2 separate regions of the Homo sapiens genome follow, and region 2 is linked to region 1. The links are chromatin loops, found by intact Hi-C in ENCODE. Cell type or tissue: PC-9. All regions are shown on one strand. Each heading gives the region's core, and the rest is flanking DNA. Links, peaks and the distances in the headings are about the cores only.

Region 1 (3,967 bases), core at 569-3,068:
TATGCTGAGTTACTTCTAGTTGTATGATCCTAGGCAAAATGTGCTTTACTCAAAAATTATTTAATTATCATCTCCTTTCTGCAGCTGTGTGAGGCCCTGGGGCAGATAAAAAGATCTCATCCTCAAAGATCTAATTGGAAGGGAATGTCAGCAAGTAAACAAAAACTACATTGCAATTGATAGGCAGTATAGTCTAGATGTATGCAAAATGTGTCAGAAGCTCAGAGGAAAGTCTCCTTACATTTCTAGGGCACACGTTTCCCCAGTAAAACAATACACCAACCTCCAAAATTAAACTAAGGGTAAGGCCAATGCATAGCGTAACCTATATGTTTGCTAATACATTGCTGAAGTAAATCAGAAATGTGGGTCGGATCCAGTTATTGAGTTAAGTCACATCTTACATAACTAATGAAATGGAAATTGGTTACACACCCACCAAAGTATGCAGAGCCCTCAGGTGGAGATTAAAATCCCTTCTTGCTGCCACAAATTCATCTCTGCAGTGTTTTAAAAATGCACATATGAAAGTTACAGGTGACAAGCACTGTACAAGCCACTTCACCAAGCTTGAGATAGTCTAGCTATTAATCACCTAAACTAGCAGCCATGGTCTGATGATATGCTAAAATAAAATAATGCAACTCGCAGTGAGGGTTATTTTATTTACATTTTAAATCTTCTAGCATATGTCTCAAGAAGTTTTCTGGCCCAAGGCTGGGCGTGGCGGCTCACTCCTCTAATTCCAGCACTTTAGGAGGCTGAGGCAGGTGATTGCTTGAACTCACAAGTTCAATAACAGCCTGGGCAACATAGCAAAACCCCGTCTCCATAAAAAATACAAAAATGATCTGGGCATGGTGGTGCATGCCTATAGTCCAGCTACTCAAGAGGCTGGGGTGGGAGGACTGCTTGAGCCCAGGAGGCAGAGGTTGCAGTGAGCTGAGATAGTGCCACTGCACTCCAGCCTGGGTGATAGAGCCAGACCTTTTCTGGAAAAAAAAAAAAAAAAAAAAAAAAAAAAGAGGAAAAAAAAAGGTATCTGGCCCAGAAACTTGCAAGAGAGAACAAGAACAGGTATTGTTAAGCTGCCAGAGGAATGGAGACTGAACTCTTCCCTCTAAGACCTCTTAGAAATGCTAGGTATAATGTGTGTCACTTTGTTTTTAATGCACAGCTGCGTTCACAACCAAGAAAGGGAAATTCCCAAGTGATGAAAATGAAAAGAGACCATAAAAGAAAAGTAGTAAGTGATGAGCAGCTGCCAAATTGGATGAGAAGATATTGACATCAGTTTCCTAGGGGCGCCGGCTTTAATGCCCGCGTGGGAAAAGGAAAGAAGTCCTTGAGTCCACATGAGGTAGGGAGTGGGAACAGGGCCGCTGCTTAAAACCTGAACTCTCAAAGGGTGGCACCTGCAGAGAAAGGTGGACTAACAATAATCAATTTACTGGCAAATAGATCAAGGGTGTCTTTGCTCACATTCTGGAGAAGAAAATATACCAATCCAGATGGATTGATAAATTGAGGCATTTATTAATTTATTGCCTCTCAGCTTTGAACTTGTAATACCTGGTCTGGGATCACAGTCTGAACACTGTAAGCCTTTCTCCTTCACAGTAAGGATCATACTATACTTGTCAGCAGAGGGCACTGGAGGGACACTGCAGGAGGAAAAGGGCTTCTCTTCCTGGTTTCTGTGTGAGGGGTTTGGCTTTTTATTGCTCCTGCTGCAGGGTTGGTCAGCAGGGTGGGTGAAGGGGGACATCCAGTGGTGTTCTGCACGGTCCCTCGGTGACCTCACCATTCCAGCCAGTCCTGTGACCACCTTTCCATGGTCCTCCTGACACAGACTTCCCATGCTCCAGACTTTACACCTTGTGTTTCCTGTTTGCCCAGCAACTGCGGATGGGCCGCAGTAAACTCCTCTCCTTCCTGTGAGCTGCAGCCACATCTTTGCCAATGAGTTTTGAACCCCAGCCTCAAGAAGGCCCCATCCTATCCAAATGTGCCCTTCCTTGGGTATTCTCTCTCAGCCCTAGAGTCTCAATGTAGCATTCCCTTTACATCATTTTAGTTACTCTGTTAACATAGCTTAATAATGCCTTATAGTAAATTAACTTATTTAAGTTATTATGTGTGGTTTCTGTCTCCCGATTAGACCCAGACTGATACCACTGAGACATCAAAAATCTCTGGCCTATGCTATTAAAGATACAAATTTATATTACCTAGCATGAGTAAACACAAAAACATTATGAAGGGTTACTTCCTCAACCAAGGTGGCATAGCATTCTCCAAAAAGCGAAATACTGAATATACATCCAATCCAAAATTTAAAAACTCACAACGGAACAACCCTTAAGTATTGTCAAATATACAGTAAAATACAATAATGAATTTAGAACCAGGCTTAGAACTAAATGGGCTTAGAACTAAAGTACTTAGAATAAAGAATTTAGAATGGGCTTAGAACTAAAGTAACTTCTGATAATAAAACAATCCAAAAGAAAAGATTATAAATACGCTTAAAAGAAAATTTGTAAATTAGTAGAAAAAGGAGAGACTTGACAAGAACAGGCAGATTCGAAAAATAACCAAATAAAACTTTTACAAATGAAAAACAAGCCTTCAAAGAATGAGCTCAGTAGCTGATTAAACATAGCTGTAGAGAAAATAGTGGACAAGAAGAACTGAGTAATCTGCACAGAATTCAGCACAGAAAGTTAGACAAAAATATCTATAAAATACATAGAGAAAAGAATAAAAAGCATTGAAATGCAGATAATAGGAGTTCCAGAAAGACAAAACAGAGTGAACTAGGAAGGCAATGTTTGGAAAGTTAATGGGAGAGATTTTTCCAGAATTGATAGAGATTTTCTGAAAATGACTCCACCGATGGAAGAAACACAGACTCCCAAATAAGATAAAAACCTGGAACATTGATAGGAAACTCCAGACCAGAAAAAAAAAAAAAATCTTCAAAGCAACAAGAGACAGATTGCCTACAAATAATTAAACTAAGAGCAAAAATTTTAATAAGAGCCACAAAGATCAGAAGACATGAAATAATATTTTTGTAGTACTTAGGAAAATGACCAGTCAGTGTAGAATTTAATACCCAGCTAAACTATTATTCAAGGAGGAGGGTAAAATAAAGACAATTTGGGATGGACAAAGCTGAGAAAATTTATCCAGTGACCCGCGCTAAAATAATTGCTAAAGGATGTACTTCAGAAATCAAACTATAAACACAGGAAGGATGGGGTGCAAGTAGCAACGGTGAGCAAAAGAAAATCTGTGCCAATTATCAATGTATTCCTCTTGGCTCTTAATCCATTCTTCTGTGCCCTCCTTTGGGATGTAGAGCTGGACCCCAGCTGTTGCAATGTTAGTCCTTGACAGTACAGGGCCCTGGAAAGACCAGCAGGAGGAAGGGGCTTCTCTTTCTGGTTCTGTTGCTTTACTCTTCCGGCTCCTGTGGCAGCCAGTGGGTGGTTTGCAGGTGAGGGGCCACTTACCTAGCAGTTAGCACAGCTTCCAGCAAGTTCTACGGGCACCCCAGCAGGTGGCTTCCCAGTGACTTCCACAGCAACACAGTGAGTGGGTTCAAGAAAGTTCATCACTGGCAGTCTAATAGGTGGTCTGCTAGCAGTGTTGCCAGCATTCTAGCAGCGAGTTTGCCTGTCTACCAGCCCCAGACTGTGGGGCCTAAGCAGACTTCTCCACCATGCAGGGGGCGTCAACCTTCAGTAAAATGTGACTCTCACCCTGGGAGAAGGCCCTTTTCCAGATGTGTACCTGCCTCAGTCCTAGGGGTAGTGGCTGCTTGTATATTTGCCATTCCTACATTCTTTAATGTTAATGTTACTCCTCTAAAGTTTTTATAGTAGTCAAAAGAAGAGTAGTGATATTGACTAATTATAGATGTTTTTAGTATACATGTTTTATATTTTAAATTGTTACG
Region 2 (3,967 bases), core at 783-3,282, 250 kb after region 1:
CAGGCAAAGCCAAGGATTAAGAGAGTTACTCTGAATTTCTCTGCTGCCCCCTCTGCCTCACCTCCCATGCATTGAACACAGAGTGTATATGTAAGTCCTCCCACCCCAACCATCAAGACAGGCACATCTGCCATTTTTCTCTGTCTTCTTCAGTTCCTTCCAGGTTCTCTCTGCCTTGCTTAGGAGCTGCCCCTGTTTGCAGAGCTCTTCATCAATAGACTGAATATTTACAGAATAGCGCAGTTTTGATTAAACAGTTCATTTCACTGGAGACTGGGGTGGTGTATTGTGTCTCCTCCGGAGTTATTCTTGGCATCAGCAGCCCTTGCTCTTAGCATCCGTTTCTTTACATTTTAAGGTGGAGCATAAGAAGAACTGCAGTGAAACAGATCAGATGGGGGGCAGGTGGGATTTCTCTTTACCTTTCCCCCGCTATTTCTTGGTGGATTTATCCCGTTATCTTCGCTGCTATTTGCTCCTTGCTATCTTTTATTCTTCTCTTTTGAAACTGGCCGAGTCAGAAGGAAATAAACAAATGCAAGGGTGCGTAGAAAGAGCATTAGATGGTAGGTCCAGAAACTTGGACTCTACATCCAGCATCTAGTGATGTGATTGATTGATATCTGTTTTAGCTTTTCGGCACCTCAGGTTTTGGGCTGTTTTTTTTTTGTTTTTTTTTTAATCTGTTAATTGAAGTGATTGGTCTAGATTTGTGGTCTTTGAATGTGTGTCAGCCATGGAAACCTTCCTACAAACAGAATCTCAAGCAGCAAATGTTAAAACCTAAAAGCAATTTTGTTTGGGTTGAAACAAGGTGGGCGGGCAGTCAGGAACCCACCCTTTTAACTTCTGTGTCCTCTGCCATCTCCTGTAGCAGCCCCCAAAGTAGTTCCACAAGATCCTTGGCCTTGGGATGCTAGAGCACAACGTCTAAACCATTCGATGTGCCTATTTAGAAACTCATTTCCTGCTCTTAAAGCGCTCAGCCCTCTCCCCTACACATAAAGCCTTGCCTCCATGAAAGCAGGGAGGACTAGCCTTCGAAACCCCAGCACACAGAGGTGAGTGTGAGCACAGCTCAACAGTATACAAGCCCGCTGGAAAGCTGCCCCAGACAGAATTTCCTCAGTTGCATCCTATGGACTATCAGTCCCAGAAACGCTTGGCCAAAAAAGGAAATACGGAGGGCGGGGGCAGCTTGCTTCAAAGTAATTGAGGTTGAGAGCCGCTGTATACCATCTGCCCCTTCTAGAGATTAAATTCACAGTAGCTTCTTCTCTCGGGCCAGCAGGAAGCCTGATTAATGCCGCTTAATACGACACTTCCCATATTTATTTGGCCACAAAACTCCTTTTTCCCCATAACTCCTATTAATATCACAGGAAACAGTTTGAGATCAGAAAAGCCTTCACAAAGGCAATTTTTAAAGACTGAGTTATAAGGCTCAAAATAAATGAGGAATTCTAGAAAAGGAAGGGAGGAGGGAGAAGGACACTGGTTTGGGGTCTGGAGGGCTTTAAGATGAGGGCGAAACAAGGACCACCCATGATTCCAAAGAATATCCGGAACTTGCTTGTTGTCTGTTGGTGCCTTTCTTTCAGCTCATTCCTAGAGGGCGGACAGAGGCAGGAGTTGCTGTGTTGCTGGCCAGTGGCTCCTGACCATAGGAAGGGGACTGTGGGTGTGAGAAGTAAAGCAGAGCAGGCCCCTGCCTCTGTTCTCCCCTTCCCCCTGGTATTGGCTCACCGTGACAAATCTTTCCCTAGGAAGGGCAGAAAATGAATTATCCTGTTAAATCAATTCAGCAGATAACCCACCTCTGTGCAGGCCTTGTGCTGGGACCACACAGATGCATAAGACACGTACAGCTTAGAGCCTAGTCATGAAATGGGAAATAAACAGCCCCATCCTCAAGGTCTGAACAGGGGATTGGGGAGCACAGAGAAGGGCCCCACCCCGACCAGCTGTCAAGAGAACTATCCATACATTCTAATTCCTCCAAGGTTGAGGGCTAAGGTGTAGGAAGAGGAGAGAGGTTCCAAGCAGAAGGAATTGCAGAAGCAAAGGCACAGAGGCATCCGGGACCTGCGAGCAGCTATGGCTGGAGCCGCGTGTCGCAGGATGGAGAGCGTGTGAACAGAGGGGACTGGAAGCGGATCCTCCCAGGAAGCAGTTGCAGGCGGTCATGCTACAGTGAGTTGCTGATAGTAGGAGGGGAAGAAAGAGGAAGGGGGAGTGGAAGATGACTCAGTGGGGGGTGAGCCAGTGCCTGGAAGAGAGGAATGTGTGAGCAGAATGAGGAAGTTAGCAAAAGCTGGTTGAAGGTAGGAGGTGGAAAGACAAGTTCAGCCCTCAACAAGTTAAGCAGGTTATATAAGAAGTCCAGGCATGGATGACGATGATCATAATCATGATGGGGAGGATGACAAAGATGACTAGGAACGCTCTGTCATCTCTCTCTCTCTCTCTCTCTCTCTTTCCTTCCTGGTTGTGTGAGTTTGCAGGGAGACGGGAGGTTGTGAAGAACAATAACCAGAAGAGAGTTTGCGTCTTCATCAGAAAGCACCTGGGGCAGGTAGAGTTGGTGCTAGCTTCTCCATCCATCCCTGACACCCCAGCCCCATTCATCATTCAGCAGAAGACAGGCTGGGCTGGCCCAACTTGGTCCTGTACCCCCACCACCCCAGAACCCCACTGGTCCATAGTGAGGATCCCTTCTCTTTGACTCTCCTCCTTCTCTGTGACTCGCCTAAGCCTGATCCTACACCTTCTCTCCCAGCCACTGCCTCAGCTTCCTCCACCCCCAGCTTGGGACGAGCCACCTCCCTGGCTGGGTAGCATGGGACAAGCCATCTCCCTGCAGAGGCAGAGAACCAGTGACACTACACGCAAACCAAGGCCATGCTGCAAACAGAACACCAAGGCACCCTCGTCTTAGGATGCATTATATTCGGGGTAGATGTTGAATTCTAGTAACACATTCCCTGGGGTGTTTTCAAATCCAGACACACTGGAGCCTTGTTCCAGCCTCACTGTGGGCGAAGGCCCCGGGCTCACCTCCAGCCTCAGGCTGGCTCTGGCTGCTGCCCCTGTTCCATCCTGGCAAGCGGAACTGAACAGGCCCGACTCCACAGCCCCCGGTGCTGCCAGCTGCAAGCTCTGCTGACTCCAACCTCAGGCCCCTGCGTGCCTGCTTCTAAATCCACACGTTCCTGCTCCTTCCTGCCCCTGCTGCCCTCTCAGAATGCCACTTCTTTCTGCCAAGACCTCAGGCATTGCTATGGCCCAGCCCCATCTTTATTGATGTCGGGGCTCTGTCCCCTTGCAGAGCCCATCCCATTGCCACCCACATCTGGGACAGCAAAAGACTTCTCAGTTTCCTCCAGAGTTCAGTTTCTTCCAAAAAGCTCGGCACATCTTAGCTGCCAGTGTGAACTGTGAGCTCCCAGAGATGCCCGTGGCACTTTCCAACATTCGTCACTTTTGACACATCTAAAATATCCTAGCTCCCAGAGCTGCGTGAGCACCAGCCCAGATGGACCGGCTGCTGGGGAAGCATCAGTCTCTCCAGGGCCTCTGTGAAGCCCTGGGGCAGTAGGGGGATGTCTGACAAAGCTTCCTAACTGAGGAGCCCCACTTCCTCTCGCTCTGGGCACCCCTGCCAAATGAGCGGGCACCTCTATGTTCCAGCAGCCCTCGCTGCCCAGCTTCTGAGCTGCAAGCCAGCTTCCTTCCACAGAATTCTCTGCACCTTGGCTTCCGGTGGCTCCAAGCACTTTGCCATCTGCCGAGTCAGTTCTGCCAGAGATGAAGCAGCTGATGTGGGGAGTTCTCTGTGGGGGCCACCTTTCCTCTCTCAGGTCACCTTTACTCTCAGAAGGAAACTGACCCCCTGACCTATTAAATAGCTGAAATCAAGGGCCACTAGGACCCAAGTCGGTGAAGGTGCAACTGAAGGCAAGAAGGT

What was found. Peaks named below come from ENCODE experiments on the same cell type or tissue, not always from the same donor. Only the 100,000 strongest peaks of a DNase experiment are listed, where the experiment ranks them.
Region 2: it touches region 1 in a loop (11-fold over the local background); 6 of 110 quality-filtered maps call a loop at or near these places.

The regions. Positions count from the first base shown.
Region 1 is chr15:58,268,485-58,272,451 of GRCh38, forward strand. No RefSeq gene overlaps it. Among named protein-coding and RNA genes, the nearest start is that of AQP9, 130 kb to the left of the region's middle. RefSeq lists an enhancer at 1,546-1,840. In PC-9, for the core only: a CTCF peak has its summit at 1,636 (motif pointing right); a DNase peak (open chromatin) is centred at 1,667; H3K27ac peaks cover 975 bases.
Region 2 is chr15:58,519,454-58,523,420 of GRCh38, forward strand. All of the region lies in intron 1 of LIPC (lipase C, hepatic type), which reads left to right. Among named protein-coding and RNA genes, the nearest start is that of LIPC-AS1, 23 kb to the left of the region's middle. RefSeq lists an enhancer at 1,832-3,031. In PC-9, for the core only: no CTCF peak of the experiment used is centred there; a DNase peak (open chromatin) is centred at 2,308; H3K4me3 peaks cover 719 bases; H3K27ac peaks cover 2,317 bases.